2 separate regions of the Homo sapiens genome follow, and region 1 is linked to region 2. A link is an interaction called in ENCODE POLR2A ChIA-PET data of the cell type or tissue named here. Cell type or tissue: OCI-LY7. All regions are shown on one strand. Each heading gives the region's core, and the rest is flanking DNA. Links, peaks and the distances in the headings are about the cores only. Region 1 overlaps MTG2 (mitochondrial ribosome associated GTPase 2). Region 2 overlaps LSM14B (LSM family member 14B).

Region 1 (16,164 bases), core at 2,610-5,109, 59 kb after region 2:
GGGTGCATGTAATCCCAGGTACTCGGGAGGCTGAGGCGAGTGGATCACTTGAACCCATGAGGCGGAGGTTACAGTGAGCCAAGATCCCACCATTGCTCTCCAACCTGGGCTACAAGAGTGAAACTCTGCCTCAAATAAAAAAGAAAAAAAATGGCCAGGGCGTGGTGGCTGATGCTTGTAATCCCAGCAATTTGGGAGGCTGAGGTGGGCGGATCACGAGATCAGGAGTTCAAGACCAGCCTGGCCAACATGGTGAAACCCTGTCTCTACTAAAAATACAAAAATTAGCTGGGCGTGGTGGCATGCAGCTGTAATCCCAGCTACTCGGGAGGTTGAGGCAGGAGAATCCCTTGAACCCGGGAGGCAGAGGTTGCAGTGAGCTGAGATCATGCCACTGCACTCCAGCCTGGGCGACAGAGCGAGACTGTCTCCAAAAAAAATAAAAATAAAAAATAAAAAATAAAATATATACACATACATATATATACATGTATATGTATGTACACAAATTAGCTGAGCGTGGTGATGGGTGCCTGTAATCCCAGCTTCTTGGAACGCTGAAGCACAAGAATTGCTTGAACCCAGGAGGCGAAGGTTGCAGTGAGGTGAGATCATGCTATTGCACTCCAGCCTGGGAGTGAGACAGAGTGAGACTCTTGTCTCAAAAAAAAACCTTTCTGTGATGAGGGCAGTGTTCTAATATGTGCTGTCCCATATGTACCCACTCGTGACATGTGGCTGTGTGCACTTAGATGTTACCTCAGGGACTGAGTTTTTACATTTCAGTTAATTTTAGCCAAATGGCCACATTTGGCCAGTGGGGACTGTGCTGGACAGGTCAAGGACAGCCTTGTTGGAAGGAAAATAAAGACACCAAAGAGCAGCGTGAAAACAGTGGGATTTGTTCATCCGGCAGGGGAGAGAGCACAGCACTCAGCGGGCCTCCAAAGAGAAATTGAAAGGGCAAAAAGGAGGAAGCAAATTAGGCAAGACTCCGAGTTCAGGTCTCTGGTTGGCTTTGCAACCTTCTCTGCGGTTGATCTGCAGGTTCCATGTCACCTGCATCAGGAAGCCTGGTTTCCAGAATATCCGGGCTGGATGGTGTAACGTTCCAGCAGGCTGAGCCGTGGCTATGCTTGTGTTGATGAGCCCGAGTTGTTTTTCCCCAACCTGTTTTTATGCACCACCCCTGAGCCTTCCCATCTGATAGCTCTGGGTTAAGTCTCTTCACCTGTCTGCCCAGTTTCCGCAACTTTAAAATGAGGATGATGAAGGACTTACTTCACAGAGTTTTATGAGGACTGAATGAGTTAATCCCTGAAAAATACTTAGAACAGTATTTTGCAAGTAGTGAGGTAGAGGTCTTGAAGGTTTACTGTGAAATTATTTTCAGGTACTTTTTGTATTTGGCACTACCATAAATGGGGTTTTTTCTTAATTTTAATTTACAGTTGTTTGCGGCTGGTATTTAAGAATACAACTGATTTTTTTATATTAGCCTGATAACATGCCATCTTGCTCAGTTCCCTTCCCTGGGACTTTTTTTTTTGTTTTTTTTTTTTTTTTTTGAGATGGAGTCTTGCTCTGTCACCCAGGCTGGAGTGCGGTAACGTGATCTCGGCTCACGGCAGCGTCTGCCTCCCAGGTTCAAGCGATTCTCCTGCCTCAGCCTCCCGAGTAGCCGGGACTACAGGCACGTGCCACCACGCCTGGCTAATTTTTATATTTTTAGTAGAGATGGGGTTTCACCATGTTGGCCACGCTGGTCTTGAACTCCTGATCTCAAATGATCCGCCCACCTCGGCCTCCCAAAGTGCTGGGATTACAGGCATGAGCCACCGTGCCCAGCCTTCCCTGGGATTCTCTGTGGAACTCTGTCCTCTCTTCTGTAAACAGGGACAGTTTTACTTCTTCCTTTTTTCCCCCTTTATTTCAGTGTGTGAAAGGACATTGTTGCATAGCAGTGGTATGTGTGGAGGCCCTTTTTCTCCATCTTGGGAGGTAACCATTCAGTATTTCTTCATTAAATGTGATTAGCTGTCGGCCGGCCCTACGTAGTGCCCTTATCAGGGCGAAGATGTTCCCGTCTGTTCCCAGTTTGCTGAGATGTTTTGTTTTCCTCCTCATGAGTGGGTGTTGAGACGGTGGTACCACCTGTTGATATAGTGAAGTGCCTGGGCTGAGTTTTGACTGCTTGATGTGGCCTTGTGTTCTGAGATTACCCCTACTAGGTCTTGATGTGTGATCCTTTCTGAACTGCTGGATTCAATTGGGTAATATTTTGTTAAGAGTTATTTGCATCTATATTCATGAGGGGTATGGTCTATAATTTTATTTTTTCTTAGTGTCAGATTTTGGTACTAGCCTCATAGGATGAGTTGGATAGTGATCTCACTTCCTCTATTTTCTGAAAAAGCTTGTGTAAGATTGGCACTGTTTCTTCCTGGAATGTTACATGGAATTTACCAGGAAAACAAGCCGAGCTAGAGTTTTCCTTTGGGGAGTGTTCTTTTATAAGAAATTTAACTTATTGAGTAGATACAGGGCTATTCTAGATTGTTTATTCTTGTGTTTCTTTAATAAGTTGCCTTTTTCAAGAAATTTGTCCATTTCATGTAAGTTGAATTTGTTACTGAATTTGCTGGCATGAAGTCGTTCCCAGCATTCTCTTGCCCTCTGGCTGTCTGTAAGGTGTGTCCTGATAACCCGTTGAACATTCCTGACAGTGGAGGTTTGCGCTCTCTCGTTTTCCTGATCAGGCTAGAAGTGTGTTAGTTAGCTTGTCTTTTCAGTGAACCTGTTTTTTTCTGTTACATGTTATTGTTGTCTCTTTATTTCTGCTCTGTATTATTCTCCTCCTTCTACTCGACGCTTACTTTGCTCTTTCTGGTTTCTTGATTTGGAGCCTTAGGTTACTGATTTTAGATCTTTCTTCTTTACCAAGGTAGCCATTAGAGCTGTAAGTTTCCTTCTAAACACTACTCTAGCTGCATCTCTTAAATTCTGGTATTTCATGGTGGCGGGCGCCTGTAGTCCCAGCTACTCGGGAGGCTGAGGCAGGAGAATGGCGTGAACCCGGGAGGCAGAACTTTCAGTGGGCCGAGATCACACCACTGCACTCCAGCCTGGGCGACAGTGCGAGACTGTCTCAAAAAAAAAAAAAAAAAATTCTGGTATTTTGCATTTCCATTATAATTCAGTTCAAAACATTTTGTAATTTCTCTTTTGATTTCTTCTTTGGCCTATGGATTATTTAGAAGAAGCTTGTTTGATTTGCAGGTATTTGGGATTTTCCTAGATATTTTCTAGCTATTGACTTCCAATTTAATTCCGAGAATAGACCCTGTGGTTGGTATTCATATACTTCCCCCCAGCCCCACCACAGAAGCTCTGTCACACAGGCTGGAGTGCAGTGTGTGATCATGGTTCACTGCAGCCTCCAACTCCTGGGCTTAAGTGATCCTCCCACCTTAGCCTCCTAAGTAGCTGGTATTATAGGCATGCACCACCATGTCCAGCTAATCAGCTAATTTTTTTTTTTTTTTTTTTTTTTTGGTAGACACAAGGTCTCGCTATTTTGCCCAGGCTGTTCTCAAATTCCTGGCCTCAAGTTTTTCTCCTGCCTTGGCCTCTCAAACTGCTGGGATTACAGGTGTGAGCCACTGTACCGGGCCTTTCTGTATACTTCAAGTAATCTCTAGATTATTTATAGTACAATACAATGTAAATGCTATGTAAATAGCTGTTATACTTTATTTTTTAAATTAAAAAAATTGTTGTATTGTTACTGGTTTTTTTGTTTGTTTTCCAGATATTTTTGACGTGAGGTTTGTTGACCCCACAGATACGGAGGACTGACTATGATTTCTTCTCAATGTATTGAGACTTATGACACATCTTATGGTCTGTTTGATGACTTCCACCTGTACCTGAAAACAGTGTATATTGTACAGTTGTTGGATGTACTGTTATGTAAATGTCAACTAGATAAATGTTTTGATAGTATTGTTCAGATTTTATGTCTTTACTGTTTTTATTTTTCTATTTTTAGACAGGGTCTCAGGCCAGGTGTGGTGGCTCATGCTTGTAATCTCAGCACTTTGGGAGGCCAAGACAGAAGGATCGCTTGAGACCAGCCTGGGTAACTGGGAGACCCTGTCTCTGCAAAAAAAATTTAAAAATTAGGCACAGTGGCACTTACCTGTAGCCCCAGCTACTCAGGAGGCTGAGGCAGGAGGATCTCTTAAGTACAGGAAGTCAAGGCTGTAATGAGCTGTGATTATGTCACTGTGCTCCAGCTTGGGTGACAGAGTGAGACTCTGTCTCAAAAAAAAAAAAGAAAAAAAAGTGTCTCTTTCTCTCATTCTATTGCTCAGGCTGGAGTGCGGTGGCATATTCATAGCTCATAGCAGCTTTGAATTCATGGGCTCAAGTGATTCTCCCACCTCAGCCTCCAAAGTAGCTGGGACTATAGGGGTGCGCCACCATGCCCAGCTAATTCCTTTGGTAGAGACAGGAGTCTTGCTATTTTGCCGAGGCTGGTCTCGAACTCATGGCTTCAAGAGATCTTCCCGCCTTGGCCTCCTACAGTGCTGGGATTACAGCCAGGAACTGCTGTGCCCAGCTAGCTCTTTTTAATCCACTTTGTCAACCTCTGCCTTTTAATTAGAATTTGTAAACATTAACTTTTTTTTTTTTTTTTTTTGAGATGGAGTCTCGCTCTGTCTTCCAGGCTGGAGTGCAATGATGCAATCTCGGCTCACTGCAACCTCCGCCTCCCCGTTCAAGCAATTCTCCTGCCTCAGCCTCCTGAGTAGCTGGGATTACAGGCACACGCCACCATGCCCAGCTAATTTTTGTATTTTTAGTAGAGACGGGGTTTCACCACGTTGGTCAGGCTGGTCTCAAACTCCTGACCTCGTGGTCCGCCCGCTTCAGCCTCCCAAAGTGCTGGGATTACAGGCATGAGCCACCGCGCCCAGCCAACATTAACATTTAATGAAATTATTTATATGGTTAGATTTAGGTGCACTTTTATTATTTGTTTCCTATTTGTCCCCTCTGTTTTTTGTTTGTTTGTTCTTTTTCTTTGGAATTGTTGGGCTAGTTCTGAGCATTTCATTTATCTGTTGGCTTTTCGGATCTGTGTCTTTGTGTTGTGTCTTAGTCATTGCTCTGGAGGTTCCAGTCTGCACACCTGTTAGCCTTCACTGTCTGCTCAGAGTTCATACTGTGCCCCTCACAGAAACGTGGGGACCTTGCAGTCATCTGGGTCCCTCGAATCCCCTCCTGACCTTTCTGTTGCCTTTCATGTGGATTACTTCTGTGCGCGTTGGAAGCCAACTACGCAGTATTTTTTTGTCTACAGTCTTACATATTTAAGAACTCCTAAGAGGAAAACAATAGTATTTTATATTTACCAATTCTGTTGCTCTCCCTTCCCTCCTCAAGATCCAGGCTTCCCTCTGGTATCATTTTCCTTCAACCCGAGGAACTTTCTTGAGCATTCCTTATACAGCAGCTGTATTAGTGACAAACTATGTTCGTTTTCTGCCATCTAGAATCTTTATTGCACCTTCGTTTCTGAAAGATATTTTCCCTGCGTATAGAATACCTCGGTGCCTCTTTTCTGACAACACTTAAAAATATCCCTACATAATGGTTAAAAGCAGGGTGGATCCTGGCCTAGATCCTGGACCAGAAGAAGGACGCTCTTGGGAAACTGCTGAGCCCCAAGCCCCACCTGGAGCTCAGTTAGTAGCGGTGCAGCGGCGGCGGCCGCACAGGCACGGCTGCGGGGGCACTGGGGAGGAAGTCCGCAGGGATGCCTTTGCACCTTGTCCACAAATCTAAAACCATCTCAAAATCAGCTGTCCTGTAAAATATATTTACAGGAAGGGTATCAAGGGGAGGGTGTCCCATGGAGAGGTGGCCCGGCACGGGAACTCAGCCAGTCGGAGAACAGAGACCCGCTAAAGAATGGGGAGCTCTGGGAGCAGGCGGGGAGGTGGAGCTGAGGGCGGGTCACAGCAGGTAGGGGTTGAGCAGCTCCATAAATATCTTAAAGTGCATGGAGGCCCGGTTTCTTATAGGCGGAGAATGGAGTTACCAAGACCACAAGAGAAAATTAGAATGACCCCAGAGTGCTGAATTGGGAATGAGGACGTCCTGTGCACAGCTGGCCTGCTGCCTCCCACGTGTCAGGGCTGGCTCGGGAGTCAGGAGAGGCTGAGGAACCTTCCAGCCCAAGGAGCTGGACAAGGTGTGGCAGCTGCAGGCAGCCGGGATAGGGACGCAGACTTTCCTACAGGGAGAGGCACTGCTGAGACCGGGGCCCACGTGGGAGGGGCTGTCGGTCATGGCCAGTCTCAATGACACCCTGGTTCTGGAGGGGACACCATTTTCTCTAGGAAACACACATGGACTGTTCTGGGTGCAGGGAAGTCCAGTCGGCGACTGACTCTTAAGTGATTCAGGAGGAAGTTCTTTGTACTCTTCTTCCAGCTTTTCTGTAACTGTGATTGCCTCAGAATTAAAGCAGAATGGCCAAGGACCCCACAGAGATAGTGACCCCCCCAAAGGAGGTGGCACCTTTTCAGAGGAGTGAGGCTGGGGAGAGGGAGGCGTCCGAGGCACTGCGAGGGAGGAGGCAGGCGGTGTCCCCTCGTTGTGCTCCCGCTCTGGCCCCGTGTTGAGTTTTCAGCCGTCCACTGGGGCCCCTTCTGTACACATCTTTTGTAGTCAGGATGGGGAGCACCTTGTAAGGTCCCTCCTGTGCGACCTGCTGAAGACTGGGGAGCTCTGGGAGCAGGCAGGTATTTGTGCTCATGGTGAAGGGAGAGGGGCTGTCCTCTCCTGGAGGGCAGGGTCAGGACTTCCTCACTGTGCCCTTGGCACCTGCAAGGTAGCCGGCTGTCATGAGCGGCTTGTTGAATGAGTGACAGCTTAAATGAGGCTTTGAGAGTGACAGTAGCTGGCACTTAGAGTCTGCAGCTGTGCCAACCCTGTCGCTCCGGGGATATTTCCACCCACACTACACATCAGGCACCAAATGTGTGGGTTTTCCACACCAACAATTCGCCAGTCCTCTGCAGACACCAGCCAGGCATCCTGTAATTCAGTTCAGTCTGACCCTGCCGCGGTTATCAGGGACCCCAGCGTTAGGGGCTCAGTCACCCCCCACTTCAGATGCTAATTGCAAGTAGTGGGTCCCTGGGGTACCCACACTTCTGTCCATCTTGGCTACACATTGGGAGTTCCTACGACCCCTTCAGGTTTGATGATTTGCGGTAGTGGCTCACAGAACTCAGGAAGGCACTTGGTTTGCATTGCCAGTTTACTATAAAGGATGCCACAGCGGGCACAGGCAGGCAGCTGGGTGAGGAGGGGCACGGGCGAGGCCCAGAGGGTCCTAAGCATAGGAGCCTTTGTCCCCAGGGAGTTGTGTGGCTGGCCTTACAGCACGGGGATGAGTTCACCAAACTGAAAGCTTTCCAGAGCCCCTAGTTCCAGGATTTCCATGGAGGCCTCATCATGGAGACATGATCAGTTATGAACTCAGCCTCCAGCCCCTCTGCCCTTTTTGGAGGGTGGGGGTGGGGCCGAAAGGTCCAGGCTTCTCATCGTGGCTTGGTCTTTATGATGACCAGCCCCCTCCCAAGGCCATCCAGGAGCCCACCAAGAGGTGCCTCATTAGAACAGAAGACTCTCCTGTCACCTGGGAAGTCCAAGGGATTTAGGAGCTCTGTGTCAGGCACCCCTATCGCCCCTGTCACTCAGGAAATTACCAGCGTTCTGAGAGCTCTGTGTCAGGAGCCAGGAGCAGGGGCCAAGTGTGTTCTTCTCATTCTATCGGTGCCACAGCCAGGGCCGCGGTTGTGCAGCCGTGTGGATCAGCTCAGCCCGTCCTCACCCAGCCGTGTGAGGAGGCCGAGGCCACACAGGTGGATGGCCTTCCCTTAGAGTTACTTTCCAGAGCCTGGGTGCTTAGCCGCTATGCCCCATGTTTAATATTCTTGTGTTCCAATGTAACAACTTTAAAATTACACAGGATAACACTCTTGATAACATTTTAATAAATGGGTGTTTTTCTTTTCAAGAAATTTTGACTTGCACTTCAGATTTCCTTTTTAATATTTTCGTTGAGCGGAACCTTGCTATTCCATAAGAGGATGTGTCCAGTGTTGTGGAAGATTTCATGTTTTAAATCCTTTGTACAGAAATCCTGCTCCCAAGTCACAGATAGGCTGACGGGTCAGAGGGCAAGACGTGACCCAGGGCCGAGAGGGTGAGTGACCAGGAAAATCGGATTCATCAGTTCACTTGTTTGTTTCAGAAACGTGCACAAAGACCTGCTGCATGAGGCCCTCGTCTTCAGTTTCTGTTTCATGCCCAGCATTAAACCAAGTATCTCATTTTGCCAATTTGACTTCTGTAGGGGCCATGGCACCTGCAAGGTGTTTCTCAGCAAGATTGAGGACCGTGTTTCAGGGCGTGGGGCATTGGGCTTTGTCCACATGGGCTGGCCTGAAGCCCAGCCGGCTACTGCCACAGCGGGCTTCTCCCAGGCTGCTCTCGGTCGGCCGTGCGGACCTCGCCAAGCATCAGGAACTCCCGGGGAAGAAGCTGCTCTCTGAGAAAAAGCTGGTGAGACTCCTGGAGTTAGAGCAGCTTGCCTGTCTCCTCCTCAGAAGGCACAGGGTGTGGTTTCGGGTCCTCCTCTGGGTCTCATCTCTGTTGATGTTAGTTGATGATCTTAGTGATGGGGCACGTGGAGCTTCTTGAAAATGACAGGGTGAAACGCAGGCCTGCGTGCTAAATCCCACGCTCAGCAAATCCCAGCAGGCTGGGAGAGGCGCTGCGTGCTTGGAAAGCCGTGATACAGGCTGCTCATTTTCCCATGAGCCTGTGTATTTTACATGTATGTTACATATATCCTTTCATATGTGTGGCTATTTCTTAATTTAAAACAAATGCGGAGGCTGGGCACGGTGGCTCATGCCTGTTATCCCAACACTTTGGGAGGCTAAGGCAGGCGGATCACTTGAGGTCAGGAGTTCGAGACCAGCCTGGCCAACATGGTGAAACCCTGTCTCTACTAAAAAAAAAAAAAAAACCTTTTTAAATTAATAAATAAATAAAAATAAAACAAGTAGGGGGGAATATACCTTCCGTTTTATGGTTCTTTAAGCCTTATAAGTTTTTCTTGTTCTATTTACCAAAACCTCCTATTTAAAGCATGAATTGTCTCTAATAAATTCAAGAAAATGCACGTTTATGACTCCCTTCGTTTCCTGCTGAATGGAGGGGCTCCAGATAAGCATTACTGGGACAAACAGCACTTCCAGTGGAAAAGCCGCTTTGGTGGGATGTGTGCTCAAATAGCTGAAGCGTTAGCACAGGCTTGTCTCCTCCCCAGGAGAGAAAGTGAGTCGAGGTTTTGTCCTCCACGAAGTGCTCACCAGTGGGGCTTTCCTCCCTGTCTGGTGGATTTTGCTTGCGTTGGCGCATGACAGCATTACACATTGAAATTTGGAAATAACAGTTCGTGGTTTTCCCACATGGTGGTGCCAAAGAATCTTAGAATGTTTGTGTTTTAAATTTTTAAATTTTTTTTTGTGTTTAAATTTTTGTGTTTAAAAATTTTAAATGTTTTAAAATTTTCTTTTAAAAGAAAAAAAAACTGCATTTGAGGAGTATTGGATCGGAGTGCAGAGGCAGCAGCCCTGGGTGGCTGTCAGGGGCAGGGCACGTCTGTCTGTGCACGTGGGCAGAAGCCAGGTGTCCTCCCCAGCGTGTGGTGAGGTTGCAGCACCCTGGGCTGCGGGAGCTGACCCTCCTGTGGTAGGAGCTGTTGTGTGTTGAACAGTAACCTGGTTGGTTCTCTCTCTTCATCCAGATTGCACCTACCTTAGTGACCTACAGAACAGCTTTCCTAGCCGGGCACAGTGGCTCACGCCTGTAGTCCCAGCACTTTGGGAGGCCGAGGCGGGTGGATCACGAGGTCAGGAGATCGAGACCATCCTGGCCAACACGGTGAAACCCCGTCTCTACTAAAAATACAAAAAACTAGCCGGGCGCAGTGGCGGGTGCCTGTAGTCCCAGCTACTTAGGAGGCTGAGGCAGGAGAATGGCATGAACCTGGGAGGCAGAGCTTGCAGTGAGCCGAGATCCCACCGTTGCACTCCAGCCTGGGCGACAGAGCGAGACTCTGCCTCAAAAAAAACCACAAAAAACAAAACAGCTTTCCCTCCAGCGAGGGGCTCTGTTTGCCTCACCACATTTTTTAAATGAGCCCTGTTTTCATCAGGCCCCAGAAAATACTCTTTCTTCAGAGTCGAAAGCCTGGTAATTGTCCAGGAACGATTCTAACTTCCTATTTCTCTATCGCATCCTGGGAAACTAGAACTTTCTAAGAGTAAAGATCTATGATTTCAGGAATGGTTTTTTTGAATGGAAAGACACATTATATAAGGAATATTTCCTAAACAAGATGTGGGTTTTTTAGCTTAGAAATGCTGATTTTTGTTGTTGGTTTTTAAATCAGTCTCACCCAGAGTAAGAAATGCTGAATTTTTGAAGTGTAGGTCCACACAGAATACTTACATCTGCATTGTGGATTTACCTCAGTCTACAAATGCAACTGACTTGTGGAGACTGTTTTTTATCTTCGGAATTTAGAAGTGATTAGCAATATTAGTGTCATTAACCTCTAATTTTAATAGGCTGTTATAGATAGAAGATGTACATCTCAAATGGATGCATGGTGTCTTGAAAGGACCTTGGAGTGTTGAGATGACGTGGGATATTTGTGTTCTCTGTAGAAAAGGTACTTTGTGGACTATCGGAGAGTGCTTGTCTGTGGAGGAAACGGAGGCGCTGGGGCAAGCTGCTTCCACAGTGAGCCCCGCAAGGAGTTTGGAGGCCCTGATGGAGGGGACGGAGGCAACGGTGGACACGTCATTCTGAGAGGCAGGTGCCCTGGGGCAGTGCAGCGGGGTTGAGGAGGGGCCCCGAGACTGCATGTGCATTTGAACTAAAAACCTGATGTATGGGCAGGCACAGTGGCTTATGCCTGTGATCCCAGCACTTGGAGAGGCTGAGGCAGGAGGATCACTTGAGCCCATAAGTTCAAGACCAGCCTGGACAATATAGCAAGACCATGTCTTTTTTGTTTGTTTGTTTTTTTGTTTTTTTTTTTTTGCCTCAAGGTTTGTGGATCTACAAAAAATTTTTGAAAAAATTAGCCAGACATGGTAGCGTGCACCTGTGGTCCCAGCTACTCAGGAGGATTGCTGGATCCCAGAAGTTCAAGGCTGCAGTGAATCGTGATCACACCACTGCATATTCCAGCATGGGTGACAGAGCAATACCCTATCTCTAAAAAAAAAAAAAGTAAAATTTTTAAAACCCAGCTAGGCGCAGTGGCTCATGCCTGTAATCCCAGAACTTTGGGAGACCGAGGCGGGTGGATCGCTTGAGGTCCGGAGTTCGAGACCAGCCTGGCCAACGTGGTGAAATCCTGTCTCTTAAAAAATAATAATAATAACCAGATGTGGTGGCACACACTGATAGTCCCAGCTACTTGGGGCTGAAGCAGGAGGATGGCTTGAGCCCAGGAGGTCGAGGTTGCAGTGAGCTCCGATTGTGCTGCTGCACTCCAGCCTGGCCAACAGAGGAAGACCCTATCTCAAAAAAACAAAACAAAACAAACAAACAAAAAAAACCCTGATGTATGGATATCATTTTTATAAATTATATGGATATTCAGCCGGGCGTGGTGGCTCACACCTGTAATCCCAGCACTTTGGGAGACCGAGGCGGGTGGATCGCTTAAGGTCAGGAGTTCGAGACCAGCCTGGCCAACATGGTGAAACCCCGTCTCTACAAAAAATACAAAAAAAATTAGCTGGGCGTGGTGGTGGGCACTTGTAATCCCAGCTACTAGGGAGGCTGAGGCAGGAGAATTGCTTGAATCCAGGAGGCAGAGGTTGCGGTGAGCTGAGATCGTGCCATTGCACTCTAGCCTCGGCAACAAGAGTGAAACTCCGTCTCAAAAAAATAAAAACATAAAACATAAAAAAAAAATTATATGGATATTCATAGTTAAGTAGCACACCCAAAAAAGCAACTTTGAGGCCAGGCGCAGTGGCTCATGCCTATAATTCCAGCACTTTGGGAGGCCAAGGCGAGTGGATCACCTGAGGTCAGGAGTTCAAGACCAGCCTGGCCAATATGGAGAAACCCCATCTCTACTAAAAATAGAAAAATTAGCCAGGCGTGGTGGCAGATGCCTGTAATCCCAGCTATTTGGGAGGCTGAGGCACGAGAATTGCTTGAGCCCAGGACACAGATGTTGCAGTGAGCCAAGATCATGCCACTGCACTCCTGCCTGGCTGACAGAGCGAGACTCTGTCTAAAAAAAAAAAGAAAAAGCAACTTTGAACATGTTTTGTTTTGTTTGTTTAATTTCAGGAGCACAGAGAGTTTCCTGTCAGGGAAGCTGACATGTCGGTCGCGTGAAAGCACGAGGCCTGTGTGGTGGGTTCGGTGGGTGCCGCTGGCTGCTGGTTATATTCACACTCAGCATAGACGCATAGCGAGCTGGGAGTGAAGCCTTCACAACAAAAGCATAGAATACAGCTACTGTAAAAAATAAGAAATTTAAAAATTTTCAGAAATGATAGCACTTTTTGAAGGAAAATAAGGATTTCATTTTTAAAAAATCACTTTGCTGGTTTTGTAACTTCTGCTGCACCCTCACTCCATGCTTCCATACCTATTTTTAAGGTTCTTAAACTGGACCCAGACACATCAGCAATAGGCCATGGTTGTCGTAACACAAAGGGACTGAGATTCTTGTTCTTGCTTTAGTTGACCAGCAAGTCAAGTCCCTGTCGTCGGTCCTGTCGCGGTACCAGGGTTTCAGTGGAGAAGATGGAGGGAGTAAAAACTGCTTCGGGCGCAGTGGCGCCGTCCTCTACATCCGGGTGAGCCGAGACTGCCGGACCTGGCCCTGTCCCCGTTGTTCTGGATCATCCAGCTCCTGGGGGCCACCGTGTGACCCACGGGGCCCCTGTGGCTTGATGCCCACAGCTAGGAAACAGCACAATGGAAACGGAGGCTGGCAGACAGCGGGAAAGCAGCCCCACCCCTCAAAGCAAACCCAGACGGGCATTTGTACCAGGGTCTCACACCATGTGCATGTCTAGTGAAAAAGTCATGAAACGATTCTCTTTTAAAAAGAGGGAGCCCACGGCACGGACGCTTCCTCCGTCTCTGACCCCATGAGCCGACCTCTGACTGAGGGAGGCCACTGGCACCCAGCGGGCCTGCGTCTCCTTCGCGAGCTGAATTCACTCGTCTCTTAGATGTTTTTTCTGGTGCTTCAGTTCACACTAACGTTTTAGAAACACTATTTGAAAAAGCCCTTTGTGCAGTCAGAAGGGTGTGTACGCAGCCCCGTGAAAGCCCTGGAGCACTGGGACCTTTTCCTTGTGCTCCGGAGCTGTTGGCAGAGGTGAGTGGGGCGGGCAGCTGCCCGGGGCACAGTCCGCTCTTGTCTTCTTTCCTTAGCGCTTGCTTCAGGAATGGGTTAAGGCCTCCTTTCCTCACTGCTGGTAGAGCTCAGCTGATGAGTGCCTGCTGTTCCCCAGGTCCCCGTGGGCACGCTGGTGAAGGAGGGAGGCAGAGTTGTGGCCGACCTGTCTTGCGTGGGAGATGAGTACATTGCCGCGCTGGGCGGGGCAGGAGGGAAAGGCAACCGCTTCTTCCTGGCCAACAACAACCGTGCCCCTGTGACCTGTACCCCTGGACAGCCAGGACAGCAGCGAGTTCTCCACCTGGAGCTCAAGACGGTGGCCCACGCCGGAATGGTAGGTGTCCCCACTGCCAACAGCATCTGCACACACTCAGCTCTAGAAAATCCACTTTTCTCAATGGGGATTTGCCAGTGGCCTGGAAGAGAACAGCTTTGCGACTCACCTTTTTCCCATCAGTACACTGCTGACTTGGTCGTGAGCATGAGCCCTTGTGACTCCCCCAGCCCTGAAATCCTCCCTCCAATCCCAGTTAGTTACAGACTCTGCGCTAACAAAGGTGCTGCCGCGGGCCGTGCCACCGTCTTCCCTCTTTCCCCCAGGTGGGATTCCCCAACGCCGGGAAGTCCTCACTGCTCCGGGCCATTTCAAACGCCAGACCCGCCGTGGCTTCCTACCCGTTCACCACCCTGAAGCCCCACGTCGGGATCGTCCACTACGAAGGCCACCTACAAATAGCAGGTAGAACTTCCAGAATTCTCCCAAAGGTTAGATTTAAATGATGTAATTCAGAAAAGTAATGATGTAACTCTTAAATTTAGCTTTCTGTTTAAAATGTAGCATTGTTGGCCAGGCGTGGTGGCTCACACCTGTAACCCCAGCACTTTGGGAGGCCGAGGCAGGCGGATCACGAGGTCAGGAGATCGACACCATCCTGGCTAACATGGTGAAACCCCGTCTCTACTAAAAATACAAAAAAATTAGCTGGGTGTGGTGGCGGGCACCTGTAGTCCCAGCTACTTGGGAGGCTGAGGATGGAGAATGGCATGAACCCAGAAGGCAAAGCTTGCAGTGAGCCGAGATCATGCCACTGCACTCCAGCCTGGGCGACAGAGCGAAACTCCATCTCAAAAAAAAAAAAAAAAAAGTAGCATTGTTTTTCCTAATGTAAACAACTTTTTTTTTTTTTTTTTTTTGAGACGGAGTCTCACTCTGTCACCCTGGCTGGAGTGCAGTGGTGCGATCTCAGCTCACTGCAACCTCCACCTCCCATATTTAAGTGATTCTCCTGCCTCAGCCTCCCAAGTAGCTGGGATTACAGGCGTGCGCCACCACGCCCAGTTAATTTTTTTGTATTTTTAGTAGAGACGGGGTTTCACCATGTTGGCCAGGCTGGTCTCGAACTCCTGATCTCAAGTGATCTGCCCCCCGCCCCACCTTGGTCTCCCAAAGTGTTGGGATTACAGGCGTGAGCTACTGCACCTGGCCCTAATTTAAACAATTTTCATCAGCCTGTTCTCTATGAAAATCAGGTTCCCACCCCATCCCCTAGGAATCTGTCAGTTACAGTTCAGAAACCTGCATTGAAATTCCAGCCGAGGACAGTATTTCTTCCCACTCTATTTGTCCCCTCTCATCTGTGGAAGCTCAGCAGCATCACAACACGTGACTTAAAAGCTTTCCTTGTGCCGTTTGAGAGAATAAAACTTTTTCCCAGAAGACAATACACCCATTAAAAATAGTAAGCCTGCTGGTAAGGTTATTTGGATGGCACTTTATATCTGCAGAGTACTCTACATGTAAATTTCTATCAGTAATCAAATGATTAGTAGAGTACAGGCAGCCATTTTCCTCTTTTTTGAATCCTATTAGAAGCAGAAAGAGAAGGTATGAAATGTACTCTACTAGATAGATCCATCGCCACGCTGGTCTCCCAAACATCTCCAAGCATTGAATTCCTCAGGTGTCAGTTGGCCCAGTGAATCACCCAGGTGCTAAATCAAATGGCTTCAGTTCAAGGCGTTCCTTGAAAGGAAAGTGTTAGAACTCAGGAAATCCGCCTTCGCAGTGGGCTCCAGGCCTTCTCTCCCAGGCTCGAGGTGGAAGGCGCTCTTGGGTGCTGGGTGTGCCAAGTGGTCACCTCGTGTGCCCCTGTCTTCCCTGCAGTGGCCGACATCCCCGGCATCATACGAGGCGCCCACCAGAACAGGGGTCTGGGGTCCGCCTTCCTCAGGCACATCGAGCGCTGCCGCTTTCTCTTGTTCGTGGTGGATCTTTCTCAGCCTGAGCCGTGGACTCAAGTTGACGATTTAAAATATGAACTGGAGATGTATGAAAAGGGCCTGTCTGCGAGGCCCCACGCAATCGTCGCAAACAAGATTGACCTCCCTGAAGCCCAAGCCAATCTGTCCCAGCTCCGGGATCACTTGGGACAGGAGGTCATCGTGCTGTCGGCGTTGACCGGCGAGAACCTGGAGCAGCTGCTGTTGCACCTGAAGGTGCTGTATGACGCCTACGCGGAGGCCGAGCTGGGCCAGGGCCGCCAGCCGCTCAGGTGGTAGCCACGCCAGAGCGGGGTCGCCTCTGGGCCTCTGTCTGAGCAAACCTGGGTGTGAATTCGGTGGTT
Region 2 (6,098 bases), core at 2,855-5,354:
CCATCCTGGAAGGTGGGATCACACAGGGCCGGCTTTGGGAGCAGTGGGAAGCCATCCGATGGCTTTGAGTTAGGAGAAATTTGGGTTAGAATTACATGGACAAGACACCTGTAATCCCAGCACTTTGGGAGGCCGAGGTGGGCAGATCACCTGAGGTCAGGAGTTCAAGACCAGCTTGGCCAACATAGCAAAACCGCGTCTCTACCAAAAATACAAAAATTAGCTGGGTGTGGTGGTGGGCATCTGTAATCTCAGCTACTCGGGAGGCTGAGGCTGGGAGAATCGCTTGAACCTGGGAGGCAGAGGTTGCAGTGAGCTGAGATCACGCCATTGCACTCCAGCCCAGGCGACAGAGCAATACTCTTTCAAAAAACAAAAAACAAAACAAAACAAAAAAAGGAATTACATGGACAGGTGAAACTGGAACTGAAATGCTGTGGAAAAGGCAGCTCTCACCATACTGGAAACTTGCACCCCAAGGGCTCCTCCAGCATCTCAAGGGTGCAGGCTGATGGGACGGTGCTTGTTTCCCAGCTGAACAAGCGCCCTGATGAAGGCGTGCGGGGTGATGGGATGGCCTTCGCCGTTCTCACCCGATGTCTCGTTGTTCAGTCTTCCCTGGGTTCTGCCTCCGCCTCGCCCTTCCAGCCGCACGTGCCTTACAGCCCTTTCCGAGGGATGGCGCCCTACGGCCCGCTGGCGGCCAGCTCCCTGCTCAGCCAGCAGTATGCCGCCTCCCTGGGTCTAGGTGAGTGACCTGTTTCTGTCTGGTAAACTACCCTTGCGTGTAACTGTCACTGAGTGGAGCGATGGAGCCTGAGGGTGGGGATATGCATTCCTGTCATGCTCAGCTTGTAGACTGTTTTGTTGCACACTTAGTAAATTACCCAGTGCAACTTCCGCTTGTGAGAGCATTTAGTAACTACTCAACTGAAAGTAAAAGAGGCAGCAGCCTGAGTGTTGGAACAGAAGAATCAAATCAAAATTCATTCGAAGAGTCAGGGCGGATCTAGGTGGAAGTCCTGGGCCAGGCATAGTGGCTCACTCCTGTAATCCCAGCACTTTAGGAGGCCAAGGCGGGTGGATCACAAGGTCAGGAGTTCGAGACCAGCCTGGCCAACATGGGGAAATCCTGTCTCTACTAGAAATACAAAAATTAGCTGGGTGTGGTGGGACACACCTGTAATCCCAGCTACTTGGGGGGTTGAGGCATGAGAATTGCTTAAACCTGGGAGGCAGAGGTTGCAGTGAACTGAGATTGCACCACTGCACTCTAGCCTGAGCGGCACAGTGAGACTCTGTCTCAAAAAATAAATAGGTGGAAGTCCTGGTATATCTGCTTCAAAGAAGAAATAGCTGATATATATGTAGTATTACAGATGAAGTCTAGCTGTTTGCACATTTATAAGCCTGTAAATATAGACGTGAAATACAAACCCACCCATCATGTCCCTTATTCTACTGTAAGTGCCTCGCTCAAAAATGGTTTCAACCAAGATTGAAAAACCCCAGAGTATGATTCTATTCTCCATATGTAGAGAAAGATCCTGCCTTGTCCTTAACCTGGACCTAGCTTTGCAGATGGGCTCAGAGTGTAGAATTGGCAGGTGATCCACGACCCTTGCTCAGAATCCAGCATGAAGTAGTGAGACAGGGAACCCTAAACGAGGTCTGTAGGCCACTTGCTGCTACAAATCATGCTTGCTTGGTTGCTATTCCTAGTGTGACAGGCGGCCTTCCCAGCCCAGCTCTCTGGGTTTCTAAAACGTGTTTGTATGACAGAATCCTACAAGAGGTTGCTTGGCTCTTTCCAAGCTTGCTAGACACAAGACAAGTGTATCCTGACTTATTTGTGTGCTTTCTTTTTGCTCTTTCTCCTTTATCTTCCTTTAGAGAAGTTGGTAAGCCCTCCAGCCTCAGCCGCTGCTTCCAGCCCTAGCTCTTCTCCATCTCCACAGCCCGTTTCAGAGCTTGACTTGTCCTCAGAGCCACAGCAGCTCACTGCCAAGGGTAACAGCAGTTTGGGAGAACTGCATGCTGTCTTGCAAACCATTCTGAGAGCGAGGGGTAAAGCAGCAGACAGAATGACAGTAGCTGTAGCAGATCATTTGCCAAGCCCATGCAGCCGCTGAGCTGCTTGTTTTGCTTCAGCATGTAGTCCTGATTGATGAACTCTCAGTGTTAAAGAAGGGATTACGAAGAATCAGCGGAGTAGTTTGTTCTCTCTCCCTGGGTCCAGGTTCTCTGTTGACCTGTACCATGACTACCACATACGGGAAACTTCACTGTTCACAGAAAGTCATTTCCCTGGGGTTTTTGCTGGGTCCTAAATGTGTTCCAGAGTGCTGCAGGGGGGACTCCCCAAAGCACCTGACATGCCTGTTTTGCTCTTTGATCCGTGTGGTTCATAGATCACTCATTGAGGGGATTCAAAATTAGGGGCTTGGGTGACAGTCGCCAACTGTTTGGCCAGGTGGACAGTATCAGCCTGATGGCCAGCTGGCCAGTGTACACCACCTGTCTCTGTGCTGTGGTGGTGGCGGCACCTGTGGGGTTTCTAGATCTTTTCTCACGTTCTACTCATTTCCCCTGAAGTTCTAAAATTCATATTGACGATCTTGCTGTATGTTTGTGTTACACATAGCACCCTGACAAGCTGAACCATCGCCATTACCCGGCCCTGGTCCAGGTTGATGCCTGGGCTTTCCTTATGGCACACAGCTGCTGTCAGTCTGTCATTCTGCAGGTGCTGCTTTCCAAATCCTGCATGCACTCTGTGTATCTGAGTTACAGAGTAGTCTTTTTTTTTCCCCCACTTAAAAATGACACAGATACTTCTATTGCTCTTAGGATCAGTTACCTAAACCTGCTCATAGGGCAAGACTTTGTTTGAACTAGTTGGTTGTGTAAAAAGCAGACAAGCCCCTTATCCATGCCCCTGCAGTCACAGTATGATCAGCAGGCAGGCAGTGCTGTGTTTGTCTCCCGGACATGCTGAGTGAGACAATCAGTGAGAAAGTGGCCCGGGTGCATTCCCGCCAGAGGACACTTTCCAGACCTCTATGCAGAGTCGTTCCAACCTGCCCTTTGAGAGCTTCTCTTGATCTGGTTACAAGGAATTTTTCTACAGTCAATTTTTTTTTTCATTTCTATTCCGTAAAAGCAGTAAGATGAGATGCCCAGTCTTCATGTGTATTGGGCTGTTCGTCTAATAATAATTACCCTGTGGTTAGGGTGCCTTTTCTGTTTCAGATCTCTGTTCACTTACACCCAGTCCCACATTGTCCTGTTTAGAGTCCCTACAGGTCCTGGAACCTTGGAAAGGGAGGAGATGGAGAGAGGTGGGTGGTGCTTCCCATTTTCCTCCTGATTCAGAGGGCCTGGTTTCTGAGGGTTCATCCCCTGTGCGTGGGCCTCGGACTGCAGTTTCATAGGCATAGCCCCTTGCCAAAGGCTACCTAGGAGCCCTTTGTGTCTTCATGATGAGCCTTTGCCCTTGAGAGAAGTGTAGGCTGCTACGTCTCGGAAGTCAGCTCCTGCTTCATCATTTTTAGTTTTATTGTGCCTTAAGTGGAAATGACAGTGTTGTAGAATTTAACTTCAGAATTTGTTCACTGCATTTTCTAGAAAATCCCAGGCTGGGCTGGTTCTTCTCCAGTGTGGACCAGAATGAAACAAATTCTCAGATCCTGAATTCATCAGGATCTTGGGGCTGCTGAGCTCCTTTGGGATTGGAGCTTGTGTGGTTTTAAGAAAGCTGTTTCCACACTTCTGGGGAGGTGCCTGTTTGTAGGCACGGTGTTTTTCCTGTCCTTGAGGTTCCCTAACTTGGGAAGCTCAGGGCTTTGGGAGTGGGGAGTCCAAAGATGAACTGGCCTTGGTGCTGCCCAGTGACTCTTGGCCTTCTTTTGCTGCCTGGGCTAGCCTCAGAGGGAATGGCCCAGTCTGGGGGTGCTTTGCCTGGATTTGATAGAACATCTAGGCAGTTGCCCTCCTTTCCTTCCTGACATGCCAGCAGAAGAGAAATGCCTGGAGATATAAGGCTTGCTTCTTTTCTCTCTGTTTTTAAACCCTCCTCCCCTCCTCAATTCAGGAGCTGGTTTTCCATCCATCCCAGTCGGCAAGAGCCCCATGGTGGAGCAGGCTGTGCAGACTGGTTCTGCTGACAACCTGAATGCTAAAAAGCTGTTACCTGGCAAGGGCACCACAGGGACGCAGCTCAACGGTCGTCAGGCCCAGCCGAGCAGCAAGACGGCCAGCGGTACTTGAACACATCATTTCCTGGAGTTTGCTTGATGTTCTAAAAGTGGCACACTACTTCCTGGGCTATTTTTTTTTTTTTAATTAAAAAAATACTACTCCCCCATCCTAAGCCCCATGTGCTTTTGCAGGGCAGGCCTGTGCAGCAGCCTCCTGCGGTGCCGCCCTGGCCGCGTGCCCCATGGTGGTGGGGCCTGCTTCCACAGCTGGGTTCTGGCTTCCGGCTGCTATAGGAGCTTTGCCTTACTCTTCCCTTTTGCGCCGTAGATGTAGTCCAGCCGGCAGCTGTGCAAGCTCAAGGGCAGGTGAATGACGAGAACAGAAGACCTCAGAGGAGGCGATCAGGTAACACCTGTTGCCACTTGATTTCTGGGGACCACGAGTGATCAGGCTGAGCTCTGCTTGCCCTCCTGCCTGCTTCTCTGGTTGACGGTTTCAGGGGTGCTGGTGTGAAGTCGCTGCTTGTGTGCTCTGTTCCTTCTGTGGCCTTGGGGGTGTGCCTGGAAATTCCTTGTGAGGTGTTTGAGATCACTGGGTTGGTGACCTACTTCAGCCAGGGCTGTCCTTTGTCCTCACAGGAAACAGGCGAACAAGGAATCGCTCCAGAGGGCAAAACCGTCCAACTAACGTTAAGGAAAACACAATCAAATTTGAGGGTGACTTTGATTTCGAGAGTGCAAATGCCCAGTTCAACCGAGAGGAGCTTGACAAAGAATTTAAGAAGAAACTGAATTTTAAAGGTTTGGCTCATTATATGAAAATTATTCTCTGCACAGGAGTACCCCTAGAGAGTGTTAGGAGGAGATGCCTGGCCGGGTGTGGTGGTTCACGCCTGTAATCTCAGCACTTTGGGAGGCTGAGGTGGGTGGATCACCTGAGGTCAGGAGTTCAACACCAGCCTGGCCAACACAATGAAACCCCATCTGTACTAAAAATCCAAAAATTAGCCAGGCGTGGTGGTGGGCGCCTGTAATCCCAGCTACTCGGGAGACTGAGACAGGAGAATCGTTTGAACCCAGGAGGTGGAGGTTGCAGTGGGAGTGAGCCAAGATTGCGCCACTGCACTCCAGCCGGGCGATAGAGCAAGACTCTGTCTCAAGGAAAAGGAAGAGATGCCTAGAGGAACCGGGGATGCCAGGCGGATGGTGACCGGCAGTGAGGAATTAATGAAGTGAGGTGCTGGGAGGTGTGAAAATGGGTGGGATAAGGTGCAGACTGCACAGCCCAGACGGCAGAACGAGACCTGTACTTAGAAGGTAGAAGAAGAGATTTCTGCTTTGCACAAGGCATAGTTGATGTCTTAGCTTGAGGGTGGCTTCCGAGTGAGCCCGGAGGGACCACCCTGCTAAAAGGCTGTGCGCTCTGCCCCTCCTCCATCTCCACGTGTTCTGCTTCTTTTTGTAGATGACAAGGCTGAGAAGGGGGAAGAGAAGGACCTGGCTGTGGTGACCCAGAGTGCCGAAGCGCCCGCTGAGGAAGACCTTCTGGGGCCCAACTGCTACTATGACAAATCCAAGTCGTTCTTCGACAACATCTCTTCTGAACTCAAGACCAGGTGAGAGGCTGAATGAATGAGGGGAGGACAGTCCTCCAATCTAGAAAGGACAGGGCTGAGGGCTCTCAACCTGAGGGCAGAGCTGGACTCTGAGGCTCAGGGTAGCTGTTCTAGGGTCCTGCTTGCGTTTCTGCATGATGGGTGCCGGAGTCCCAGCAGGTTGCGTGTGGGAAGCCTCTTGGGGATCCCGACCCGAGGAGTTGGCTGAGGTCGAGCCTGTTTCCTCTTGGCTTTGCTGCCCTGTCCCCACAAAGGCTGGGCTGCACCGCCCCCCCCGGCAGAC

What was found. Peaks named below come from ENCODE experiments on the same cell type or tissue, not always from the same donor. Only the 100,000 strongest peaks of a DNase experiment are listed, where the experiment ranks them.
Region 1: POLR2A ChIA-PET joins it to region 2 with 9 read pairs; 15 of 35 experiments call an interaction of 5 or more read pairs at or near these places.

What each region holds. Positions count from the first base shown.
Region 1 is chr20:62,184,979-62,201,142 of GRCh38, forward strand. MTG2 (mitochondrial ribosome associated GTPase 2) reads left to right here. Exons shown (of 7, transcript NM_015666.4): 2 at 8,438-8,646; 3 at 10,824-10,971; 4 at 12,874-12,989; 5 at 13,656-13,874; 6 at 14,141-14,279; 7 at 15,705-16,164. The coding sequence starts at 8,443. The coding sequence ends at 16,099. Among named protein-coding and RNA genes, the nearest start is that of MTG2, 10 kb to the left of the region's middle. In OCI-LY7, for the core only: no CTCF peak of the experiment used is centred there; no DNase peak of the experiment used is centred there.
Region 2 is chr20:62,125,692-62,131,789 of GRCh38, forward strand. It overlaps LSM14B (LSM family member 14B), which reads left to right. Exons shown (of 9, transcript NM_144703.3): 3 at 613-748; 4 at 4,094-4,261; 5 at 4,528-4,605; 6 at 4,839-5,000; 7 at 5,665-5,815. Among named protein-coding and RNA genes, the nearest start is that of LSM14B, 6.3 kb to the left of the region's middle. In OCI-LY7, for the core only: no CTCF peak of the experiment used is centred there; a DNase peak (open chromatin) is centred at 4,260; H3K4me3 peaks cover 494 bases; H3K27ac peaks cover 1,784 bases.